Regions from separate parts of the Homo sapiens genome. Here region 1 is linked to region 2. Evidence: chromatin contacts called from ENCODE Hi-C or POLR2A ChIA-PET data. All regions are on one chromosome and are shown on one strand. Each heading gives the region's core, a stretch centred on a gene start or an enhancer-like site at or near the end of the contact. The rest is flanking DNA. Distances are from core to core; before and after follow the strand shown. Region 1 overlaps RALGAPA2 (Ral GTPase activating protein catalytic subunit alpha 2). Region 2 overlaps RALGAPA2 (Ral GTPase activating protein catalytic subunit alpha 2).

Region 1 (6,229 bases), core at 562-3,061, 40 kb after region 2:
TGCATGAACACACATGAACACACACACACACACACACACACACACACACACTCACACTCACTCACTCACAATAGCTGCTGAACCTTCAAGAGAGCCAGCGACTACTTCCATGACGCTCTGGGGATAGTCAGGACAACTTAAGGAAAGGTACGGGCAGCTAGGAACAAGAGGATCCAAAAAAAAAAAGGCATTTAGAATCCCTGTAAGGACTACAGAGAAGCCTTGGTTCTCAACCAGCATTTCACAGCTGAGGAAGCTAAGATTCAAAGAAACGGAAAGATCTGCCCAAGACACCTACCATCTTGTGGTAGGCTTAGAACTGGAACTCTGGTGTCCCATCTCCTGTCTTACTACTTCCCCTCCTACGCTTTTCACAAATCACTGAATCACTATCATTTTTTTCTCCATGCTCGTATGTACCAGGGCTGAGTAAGTAGAGTTCAGAGGACATTAGCATATTTTCCATTTACAAAAGGGACACTCTGGTTGAGGTGAAGAGGAGGACACTTCACCAAAACTTCCTCTTGTCTCAACTGCTCCTGCTCAAGGCTGCTTCTGAACACCTACCCTCTGGTCAACTGGTCACCAGCCAGTCACTACTATGCCTGGAAATAAACATGCCCAAACCACTAAAACTTACCTTCGCAAATTTCTGAAGGCAAACACTTTGAACACCAATATTACTTTCCAGATACTGAAAGAGAGGGAAAGCAGCACGGGTACTCACTGCAGTGTGGAAGTTCTATGAATCACTTTTCTGAAGAACAACTCTGGCATTTTAACAAACCCCTTGAATCACTCACATTCTGCTCTATATGCAAGTCTTTCCTTGACTGCTGACTTAATAATAAAAGCTGGAAAAAACATAAGTCTAACAATAACACATTTCTTTTCTGTGACCAAAGAATGATTGTGTCAATGTTTATGGAGATGGACTTATTTTGAAAGTAATTTAACAATGGAATGATGCTGCTAAGCACACTGATTTTTTTTTTTTAAATGAAAAAAAGAAGTTCAATACAAAGCTCAAGAAGTGAACAGGCCCACTCAGATGAGAGGGTTTTATGCGTTCACACAAGCACACCCACACTTCTTCAACATACCATTTCACAAATGCTGTGTATTATTAAGAGGAGGCGGATTCTGCCAGGCACATAATTTGTATATTTAAGGGAGGTGTATGGAATGAAAAAGCGAAATATGTTAAATTTCAAAGGACTTGGAAGCAATGCTGCCTGTAAGCTTGTATTACAAATAGCCCTACATTATTACATACGCTATTAATGAGGCCGAGTGAATGAAAGTACAATTTGAATATGCATGACTCTACCCAATGAGCAAGACTTTTGTGTACTGATGAGGTTTTTTTTTCTCCCAAAAAAGGATTAAAATTATTCTTAGAGGAGTATGGCTGCCCAGAGAACAGTAAAATAAATGTACTTAGACCACAGAGTCATACTATACTCAGATGAAATACACAGGTGCTAAAAGAATGCCTTTGACTCTACCTACAATTTTGGAAACATGCATATCCTGTCCTTCAAAAGGAATATTCCTTAACTTCAAGCAGCTGCGTCATTACAATTTCTAAGAAAAAAATACGGATTTTGGTGGAGATCCCTAAAAGTAGGCAAGGTTAAATAAACCTTTTGAGTACAAAGCCTTCCCTTCCACAGTAAGGAGCACTAGTTAAAAGGCTGGGGAATGGGTAAATTATTGTACCAAATGGCTGAGAATTAATCTCTGCTGACTAGCTGTAATCTAACGAGGCGTCTGTGTCCCAGGGAGCCCGCAGCATGTCCCTGGCGGTATGTGCAGTGTGTCGAGTCTGCGTGGCACCCTTTGTCCTCGCTCACAGGCGGCCTTTCCCCTCATTGTCCGTAATATCCTCATGCATCTGGGACGCGTGGAATGCATTCATACTAACAGACTTACCATTGTTTTCTCTCAGAAGCTTTGTTGAGCAAAGACTGCATCACGGTTACTGATAATTATATTGCTTAATTAATCAAGACAAAAAAAATTTGCAAATCATTGCCTGGTTGCCAAGCAGGGAGATAAAAAATGACAACAATACAAGCTGAAGCAATATAACAAAAGTAACAGCTATCTGATCAGAAATTCTTATATAATGAAGCTATTAATGCTAAATCGGTTAATGTTAACATTGCTCCAGGTGTCTCTACTTAGATGCAAACAAAAAGGCTAACATTATGGATATAAAAGGCCAAATGTTGCCATGGATTCTGTAACCTGATAGAGAGGACAGCCTTTTCATTTGATTAGGGAATGCAATTTAAATACCAGGGACTGAAGCCAAACAAACAGACTTTCCCTCCGCAAGCCTCTTGCATTCACCCTGGGGTCAGTGGTTGGTGAACAAAAGGTCAGCCACACTTGCCCTGGAAATGTCTGGATTAATTTTATTACATTGTAATGGTTTGTACTTTAAATGTAAGGATAATACTAAATTTCCAGTTGGCCATTATTCTCTTCTTCCCTTTAGGCTTTTTGAATTAAAATATTAAGAAAGCGATTTGCTCAATTCATCTTGTCAGAATTTATAGCCAAATTCATTAAATGTGCAAACATTTTATAAGAAAGTTTACAAGGTATGTTAATAATTATATTCATGCATTATAAGTGTACTATCTTTTTAAAAAATCAAAAAAATCACTTTTGATTCTATAAAGTGAATTAAAATGGCTTGCATGTTTTTTACTTAAAAATAAAGGTGACATTTTTAGGACATTAAATGACATTTTAGAAGCCCATGTTGAAAATGAGCTAATAAAGCCAATTAATCCATACTAAATATTAAAGAAACACATTTCCTCTTTTTGAAAGCTATAAGACACTAAATTCACTGGTTCTCTTATATTAAAATTTTCAGTTTAATTCTTTAAAGTAGTGCTCTTCATGGACAAATACAAATGTTAGCACTAAGAGCCATTTTCATACACAAAACTGAAAACTTCACGCACATGGAGATCAGAATAAAAAATGATGCAAATATTTAATATGAAGTGACTTTTGGCATCTGCGTTCCCTCAATAGAAAAGAGGGTTCCCTTTATGTCAGGCTTTGCAACAGCCAGAATGGGACTTTTATGAATTCAGGAGTTGACCCACAATGCATCTATTCTGAGAATAATAAGCATGTTAAACTTGGAATTCATTAAGTATTCTCTCTCCATAGTAGTAATAACAAAAAACAACAGCAACAATAATAATAATAATAGCTAACACTTAAGTAGCTTTTACTCTGGACCAGGCACTGTTTGAAGCACTTTCTATTTATTAGCTCATTTAATCCTCACAACTTTAACCCTTTAGATTAGGTCATAAATCCCAATATGAACAATAAATCTGTTGCCTATTATTTCAAAGCTTTAAAAGAGAGTTTTCAGAAGGGTAACTTTCAGCTCCTTCAGGAGAACAACTTGAAATGAAAATGAAGATTATACATACTATCAAGCTGAAAAACACAATGTCATTCCTCTTGAGGGATGGCTTAATATGCTAATGTTTAATTTAAGAACTTTAAAAACGCCCTTCTATTAGTAATTCTAAAACAAAAACAAGTCGCTACATAAAGCATGGCTAAAATACCACTAAAGGTATGACAAGGATCGAAACTGCAGCCAATTTAGTACACAGCACACAGATCATTGGATTGTTCCAGCTCTTCCCATGATCAATACCAATTGACATGGCTGAATTGATTCTGCAGCAAGGTGCTCCAATTGTTGAAACTCATCACGTGGGCCGTGCTCCAGAGTCCCGGCCTCTTCGTGGACATGCCTGCAATTCTGCAGGATTGACCCCATTAGCACAGTCAGAGGCTTGGCAAGTGCCCGACACCAGGCAAGGCTGGATTCCATACCCACGGTTCTCCACAAAATGCTAGATGTGATATGGGGTTCCTTCAACTCTTATTATTAATCAACATAACCAAAATTTCAAGATACAATTTTTCAAAAGTACAAAATTTAGAAAACTTAAAACATTTACAAAATAATAAATTTGACATTATAATTTCCAAAGAGGCCTAGTAATACAATAATACAATTTTGTGCTCATGATGAAAAATTCTTTGAAAATCCCAATTCATATTTAATTCCTATAAAGCATGCATAATTCAGATATATGTAAGACATTCAACAACTGGATGAGAGTCCCCTTTAACATATTTGTATCACTGATTTTCAATGACAATGAATCACATGGCAAATGCTTTATGAGTCAGTACAACAATGCAATGAAAACGTACCTCAGGTTTCTTCGTTATCGCGATGAAGAACATGTGATTCTTCATTGGGTAAATAATGATTGAAACATCTCCAAAGGCAGTTGGGATAATACCCCTGCGGTAGTCTCTGGAGTGTTCAGACCAGACGATATGGACCTCGTCATTCCCCAAGTGACGAAGCTGCAACAGCAAATTGACTGTTTATTAATCAGGGTGATAACAGCAGTTTATGAGGGGTCATGGCTTACAAATTGAATTATAAAACTCAAAGGCCAAAAAAATTTCACTACCAAAAAAGGCTACAACATTGATGTTCTTCTGTGAGGATTTTAAAAAGCACAAGTGCATAAAAACACAGCCTGTCTTCTTAATGTGTTGGTACCAAGATAAGGCATGCTAGCTTCGCAGGCACATTACAGCTGGATGGGGCTGAGGCCTTTGTAAGAATTTATTTTCTAATGGAATTTTACTCCTGCGTCAGAGTCCTGTGCTTTATATTGCTGAATATGTTTCTAAACAATTAACAACACGTGTCTTTTATTCCACATTGCAGTTGTGCTTTATAAGATTCTCAATTCAATGGTTATTATGAAAATAAGAATATGAACATAAGAGAACATAAGCCACTACAACACAATTGTTACCAAATGTATAAGAAACTAGATTTGTGACAAACCTTTAAGAAAAGGACGTATAAAATTACCTTTGCTTAGGAAATGAATAACTACTGCTTAAGTCTGATAAGAACACTCCTACCTAGCATTTAAGGAGTGCTTACTGTATAGAAGACATGTTCACACATACTATCTCATTTAATCTTCCCACTAACTCTCTGAGGTAGATGACATCATCTTCATCTTACTGTACAAAAAAGAAATGGGCGCTCAGGAAGGTGAAGGCACCACCTACCCGAGGATGCATGAGTAGCAGTGGCAGAGTGGGCCCGGGACATGCACTGGGGCTTCCAATTCAGGGCCATTTCCACTGTTTCAAAGCTACCTAAGCCTGCACCCAAAGTTACTTTACTGTCATTGCTTAGTAGTGTAGCCCACTTGTTTTATCATCTTATACACAAAGAGGCTGTAAAGAACAAAAACAAATCACAGACTCCTGGCGTCTTTGAGGAGGCCTTACTAGAAAGATCTCCAAAACAAGACCCCTTGAGAGTTCTTTCAGGCCCAGGCTCTGTCAGGTGTAAGAACACCCTTGATCAATCTCCTGCACGATGACCGTACCATCTCAAGCTGGAGAAAGCTGCACACGAAATCATTTAAGTGACAAAGAATCAAAGTGTGACTAAAAGAAACTAGATTATGAAGATTAAAATGTTGGCCAAAATTGAAGTTCTGAAACCACAAAAGCTGGTAAGGCCCTCTGACATCTTCTGGGAATTTGAGATTCTCGTTCTCTCACGTGGAACTGCAGAAGGATGCTCTCTGGCACCATGAACAATTATTTCTTGCTTCCTTATCTAACAGATGAACATTAAAAATGACTAAATTCAGAAGCAGTTTAATAAAATAGAGATGTGTCAAATTTAACATTTTTAGTTTTGTCTTAAAGTATTTTTTAAAAAGGTGTTCTGGAATACTATGTATTTAAAACGTGTTAGCATAAATACAGTTTTCTTTAGACTATTTGACCACAAAAAGAAAATCTGAGGTGACCCCAACATAGCCTCTTTTCTGTTTATAAGGTTACAAAAGGAAGCTCATCTGTTGCAATGCCTGTTTATTCTTCACTCTCTCATACTTCTGGGAATGACTGTACAGGCCAATTATTTAAAAAGTGACCTGTGCCTATACCATTGTACCTATACTGAAGGGTGCACGATTCAACTGTGTTTGAATGTGGGCTCTGGGACAAATGCAACTGCGGGTGCTGAGCACAAGTCACGATGATCCAGAACAATTTAATGGCATCTCCGACTTTCTAATGGCAAAATTACCCAGTACATCATTTTTTTCCTTCCTCCTTC
Region 2 (5,789 bases), core at 625-3,124:
TGTGGGTTAACACAGTCCCATTCTGCAGGGTTGTCGCCAAGAGTGAGAATAATGGTCCAACAGTCCTTCTGGGTGCCTGTGATCAGCCTGCGCTTTTGCACATCGTGCACTGATGTTCCAAACTGCCTTTTGGAGCTGAGTTTACTCTCTGGTCCATTGGCTGATGAGAAAGCATTTTATCAGTTACATGCAGACACTAACTACTGACCAAGAGTTCAGGCTCAGCAGTGTCTCCACTTCTGTCCTTAGGTAATTATTTGAATACTCCAGTGAATTTTGCCCTCATTTCATAAAAATGAGTGGTAATAGGATAAAATAAAAGTACTAGTAGGAGCAACAACAAACATAGCTCTCAAACTCAAGGCAGTGAAAGCAAAACTAGAAATCCTCACATATGCCAAACGTGGAGAATTTTAAGTGCCTAATAAATTTTTAGGCACACCAAATACACACCAGCTTATTTCCAATGGCAAAGAGCAAAATTAGAGAGCATGCTTGAAAAATGGCATCAAAACTGGAATATAGAAAGTGAGGCCCACTTAGAAATTTTATATATTTTTGTTTCATTTTCAGAGAATAGAATGCCCTTTATAAGTTAGATGTGCATTTGAATTCCTATCTGTAGATCAGAAAGCAAAAACTTCAGACTTAAACATGAAACCAAAATGAAACATCAATTCTGAGTGTCTAGCCTGCTCCCCAAAAGACATCTTTTGGGCTTCCAAAAAGTAATCTATTTTTAAAAAAATCTATATTACCCTCTTAGGTTGAAGTTCCTTTATAAATTCATTCATTTGCCAAATTCTGATTGCAAAAGTGCTCATGTGCCAGACTGGCTACAAAACACTTACTGATCCATAATTAGAAACTGCCTAATCATTTCATGGTTGCAATTCCTGACTCTGAAATGTTTAAATAAAATGTTCAGTAAAAGGTTATTTATAAAAGAACCAATATTTTGATCACTACTTCAAAGGGAGGCCTGATTGTGTAAATGCAAATAACTGCCTTATTTTAGTACTTAAGGTCTCAGATTGAATGTAGCTATCTATTAGCACAACTGATCCAAAGTTTAGGAGGGACATTCTTTTAGAAGATCCCATGTATTTATTTTCTAGTTTGAAAAATGGACATTTTAATATAAATTTATAATCTAAATTTCTGTTGCCAGAATTTGGTTAAGTGGGCCTTATTTAGTATACTAGAAGAGACTATGCAAAATCATATTCCACAAAAGAATCAACATTCTCTTATAGCTTTAAAATACTATAATGTGAGCTTGAAATGCTCCACACCTGAATTGATAAGAGCATTAGGCAGTAGTTTCTATGAAGCTTTTAAAAGAGAAAGTTAACTTCTACTAAACAATTACAAGTGTTCAACTAATACAGTGTCTTCTGACCGATTTTCTAATAACAGCTTTTAAAATAAATCTACCAAACTGTTTTGACTCTTCCAATGTAAAAAAGAAATTGAAAGTTAAAGCTTAAAAATTCCCCATATAGAGAGGAAATAAACTTAAAATAGAAATTTAAAATAACTTCAATCCAAAGTAAAGCAAATCGTTTCATACACTTTCAGTAAGTATAACAAATTTTATATAGTGACCCAAAAGTCACCATTGTAGAGCTTTGCAACTCAAGACGTTTTAGCTGGAGGGGTTAAAAGTGTGGGTGTGGAAGTCAGCTTTTGTTTGAAAAATTAGCAATGCTATGAGTCATCGTGCATTAGCTGCAGAAGAGTTTTGCATCTTGTACGAATCCAGACACCATATGCCATGCGAAGGCCTATTACTTTATTCGGTGCCACCGCTGACAGGCAGCCACGTGGGTATCCCCAGCGGAAGGGCTGTCTCCTCCCGGCGGCGAGGACAGGAACCCAGTGAGCTGAACACATCCGACATTGTACGGAGCAGCAGGAACAGCTGGTAAGCTAGCAAGCGGCAACGGCCCAGCGAGGAGCGTGGATGCTAATGAGCCTGGCGACAATGCCGGCCTTCAGAGGGGTAAGTGCAATGTCGGCCGGCATGTTCCCACAACAGCCTCAAGAGTAGAATCTGCTCGTTCATGCCTTCAGTCTCATTAAAGCATGATACTGGTATTTGTGGCTTATCAAAATCAGCTGTAAATCACAAGTTATAAATCCGACCAACAGATCCAACATGATTTAAAATGTTGCACTGAAATGCAAGTAAAATTCCACAGGCATCTTTGGGTCCTGATGGAGAGGTGTTGACCAGGCACTGGGGTGGTGGGGAGCCGTGAGTTGATGGCACAGGTGGAGCAGCTGCTGCTGGTTCAGGTCCTGGTTACCATTCACAAAACTGTGTGGCCTCAGGCAAGTTATTTAACTTTTCTGGGCTTCTGTTCCCTCAACTATATTTTTTAAACATAAAAAAGTTTGTGACATAATAGATTGTGTTAAGACATTGCATTGCGTTTGCATAATACATTAAAATAGGATCATAATTGTGCCTTCCTGATAGGATTGCTTAATAACTGAATAAAATATGTGAGGTTCTTAGTGCCTGGGACAGAGCAAAGAATGGTGCAGCTAAGTAAACAGATGTCTCTCCAGGTGACCCAAGAGGACAGCTCCAAGCAGCTTCACCTCCTGGTCTTGTTCTTCTCACACAAGACAAGACAGTAGCACATCTCCTTATGAGTGAGGGGTCTATGGCATGAGATGGGGGAAGGTGTCTGGCAGACACAGTGAGATGAGACAGCGATAAGAAGGGGAGGGAGTGATGTGTGCACATCTGGGTGCTGTGGACCCCAATCTGATTACTGCGGGGGGTGGGTTTGGGCTCCTAGCAGCATCTGAAGCTCCAAGATCACCAAGTTTCTTGATGGTTCCAGGTTTACCAAAGGCTCTTTTCCGCTGAAAGTCGTTTACTTTTTCTGAATGCTCCTTTCTTCCATCAAGTCCCTGTGACGCCTATTCACCCTCCAATTGCCAGGTCACAGGCCCTCTGTGGGACGCCTTGAGGCTCTGGGCTGCACTCTGCATCACAGCCATGAGGAAACTGTGCACTGCTCTCTTCCCTAATGTGCTCTGTATTCAACAAAGAGCCCCTCCAGGGTGGGCACCGGGCCTTCCATTTGTGCACCCACAGCAACAGCACAGTGCCTGGCATACAGGAAATGGCCGATGGGTATTTTGTTGAATGAATGAGTACACTAACGAAAAAAATGCTTTTGGACTTTTCAGAATTGGTGTCTAGGAATATGAATGAGATTATCAGATTATCAGAATCAGTTGATTATTTTTTGTCAAGATTTTTTTAAGCCCTAAGTAAAAGACATTTTACTGAATGATCATCTCCAGCAAGAAATGCACCTTGCACCTCTATATCGTAGGGCAGGATGTGTGTAAATATGAGAGAGAACTACCTGGTTCTTGGAGAAAAACTTGTTTCTCAGAAGTTTTCCTGTGAGCTAAGCTCAACTTAAGGGGTTCTCCGAAGGTGTTATCTGTACTCTGTGAAAAATGGAAAGGATGCAGTGGCCTGTGAGGTGCAGATTAGTGAAAGTGGCCTTAAAGGTGAGATGATCAGCATAGAGTTTAAAAGGCCACAGAGCTCGAAACAAAGATTACATCCCAGGAGAGACCTTTGTGTAAAATACAGTGTGTCATTCACTAATGAATTTGAGCATGTCTGAATTTGGAAACCAGTCCTCTCTGACCGGCAGGCAGCTGCTGAGGCTCTCGCACACAGCAGGCATGACACTCGTGGCTCTATTGGCCACTGCTGCCTGCTCCTTATAGGACCAGCACACAACAGTGGCCAGAAACCCTGGTTCAAACTTGTCTCCCACATATTTGCTTTCTTCAGATCAGCCCTTAACTTTACGTTGTATCCTGAAATCCACAGATAAAATCAAGATAACTAGATATGGGAATGGAATGAGGATTGGAAGCCAGGTAAAGAACTGAAGAGGCTTTTCCTGACTCCCCACTCTGCCTTCCAAGGATGCCACAGGGGTAGTTCCAAAGCTAATCCCTAGGGGAAGCTCCTTTGGCCTCAGTGGTCCAGGGAAAGACAGATCTTCACTCTCCAGCCTCTCACTTGGTCACAGCCATTCAAAGACGGTAGTGACATCCAATGTTCATTGTCTTCTAATGATGTTTTGTGGGAAAGTACATGCTAGAGTAAGAATGCTCTTCAGTTACTGGCATTTCAAATATATATATATTTTTAAAGTTTTAATGTTTTAAAAATACCCAGACTAGAAATAATTACAGCACAAAGCCCAGGTCTGTAGTGACGCAGTGATGGTCTGGAGCAGCACCAGGGAGGGCTGGTACAAAGTCTGAGAAGGGAATGAATATCTGTCTGTAATTCACACATGCATACACAAACACAAACACATGTCCATTTCCCTGAATCAAGTTTCAGAGGAATGGTGATCCATGACGGAGATTATAAAAAGTACACATTACAAACAGAATGTGTCCCTAGGAAGGGTGTTACGAATCTAAGCCCCGGAGCTGCTGCCTCCACAGTCCCGTGTAATGCCACCTAAGTGCTCTGCCTCGCATGACTTGCTGCAGGCTGCCACGGATTAGAGCTATCGATCGCTGCCTGCAGAAGGGTCTCGCTGTGCGAAAGGAAGGTGAGCGCTAGAGACAGACAGCTCAAGTATCGATCTGCTCTGGCAGAAGGCCGTGGTTCCAGATGCAGAGTGGCACTCCTTCACATCACCCATGAGTTACTATAACGTGCACGGAAACACTAAAGAGCTGGGGGATCGGGCCAAAGGCTGGAATGTCATCACCACCTCCTCGCCTGTCAGCTGGTCACGAGATCCAAAGATGCCATGTGAAATCTCTGGCTGTTTAAAAAACACAGGCAACAAAAGCCTAGGACGGGCATTCCTATGGTCTTCCAAGGCAGAACGGACAAACCACTGCCACAGAGGACTGCCAAGGGTCATGTTAAGAAGTGGTCAGAGAATGTGGATACATCTTTAAGAATGTTCCTCCAGCGGCTGAGAGGTTCACCAGAGCCATCAGGCCGGCTCTTACTATAAAAAGACACAATCCTTTTCCCCACTAAAAGCTGATGCCTTCCCCTACTTAAAGCAAAACATTAAAAAAATTGGTCCAAACGGACATTCTCCTTAAAGAAATCTCAATGATACAATTTATATGGTTTTCAAAAGATTTTGGGGGAGACAACTTCCAAGGCACAAAGACATAAACTCATCTAAAAAGTCAAATACAATTATGAGGTACATCAAAACTCATGATTTTTGAAAGCAATATAAAATTAGGATTCATGAGACCAAGTTAAAGTGAAAATAAGGAGCTCAAGGAAATCAAGTGTAACAGGAACAAAATGCACGCTTTCAACACTTGCTTCTGTGGACACAGGAGCAGAGTGAACTCTATTGCTTTCATGACTTAACTCTCTGGATTTAGAAGTCATTATTTAAATCAGTTATCTTTTCAGTATCCATATTAAGTCATTTCCTCCCATGCACATTGTAAAGACATCCTGTGGTGTAATTACATAAATGGCACTAGAGTCTACTTTCCCCTAATTAGAAATTCCTTAAAATGTTTGCATTTCTGATTTTAATCCAACTAACATCTACTGACTTCTTATGATGTTAGATGCCGGAGACTGAAAGATGAATAACACATAGCTTTACCTTTAAGGAGCTTGCTGACCAGTGGAGGGGCAGATGCCTCATAGTGAGCCCCTCACCCAGTGTGGTCAGTGCTACACCAGCTATGGAAGACAGAGAGAAATGTCCGTTGGCCTGTGGCCCTCCTTGGACAGG

What was found. Hi-C counts contacts between places; a loop is a spot of excess contacts on that map. ChIA-PET counts read pairs that join two places held with the same protein, here RNA polymerase II (POLR2A). Pooled maps may share reads with other maps.
Region 1: a loop to region 2 is called in a map of dorsolateral prefrontal cortex, with 4 times the contacts of the local background. The contact joins two enhancer-like sites. A Hi-C loop is called at or near these places in 5 of 168 maps with a recorded cell type or tissue (GM12878, dorsolateral prefrontal cortex and posterior cingulate gyrus), 26 of 37 single-sample maps with no recorded cell type and 19 of 50 pooled maps. POLR2A ChIA-PET finds 5 or more read pairs at or near these places in 10 of 52 experiments (AG04450, Caco-2, GM12878 and 6 more).

The regions. Positions count from the first base shown.
Region 1 is chr20:20,490,845-20,497,073 of GRCh38, forward strand. It overlaps RALGAPA2 (Ral GTPase activating protein catalytic subunit alpha 2), which reads right to left. Exons shown (of 40, transcript NM_020343.4): 36 at 4,273-4,431. Among named protein-coding and RNA genes, the nearest start is that of INSM1, 130 kb to the left of the region's middle. RefSeq lists an enhancer at 1,465-2,712. Within about 2 kb of position 1,812, at least 4 of the 41 ENCODE cell types and tissues checked have a DNase peak (open chromatin) inside an H3K27ac peak, as active enhancers do; they include dorsolateral prefrontal cortex, where a contact is called at or near this core.
Region 2 is chr20:20,450,662-20,456,450 of GRCh38, forward strand. The region is part of intron 37 of RALGAPA2 (Ral GTPase activating protein catalytic subunit alpha 2); the gene reads right to left. Among named protein-coding and RNA genes, the nearest start is that of INSM1, 85 kb to the left of the region's middle. RefSeq lists an enhancer at 2,109-2,218. Within about 2 kb of position 1,875, at least 8 of the 41 ENCODE cell types and tissues checked have a DNase peak (open chromatin) inside an H3K27ac peak, as active enhancers do; they include dorsolateral prefrontal cortex, where a contact is called at or near this core.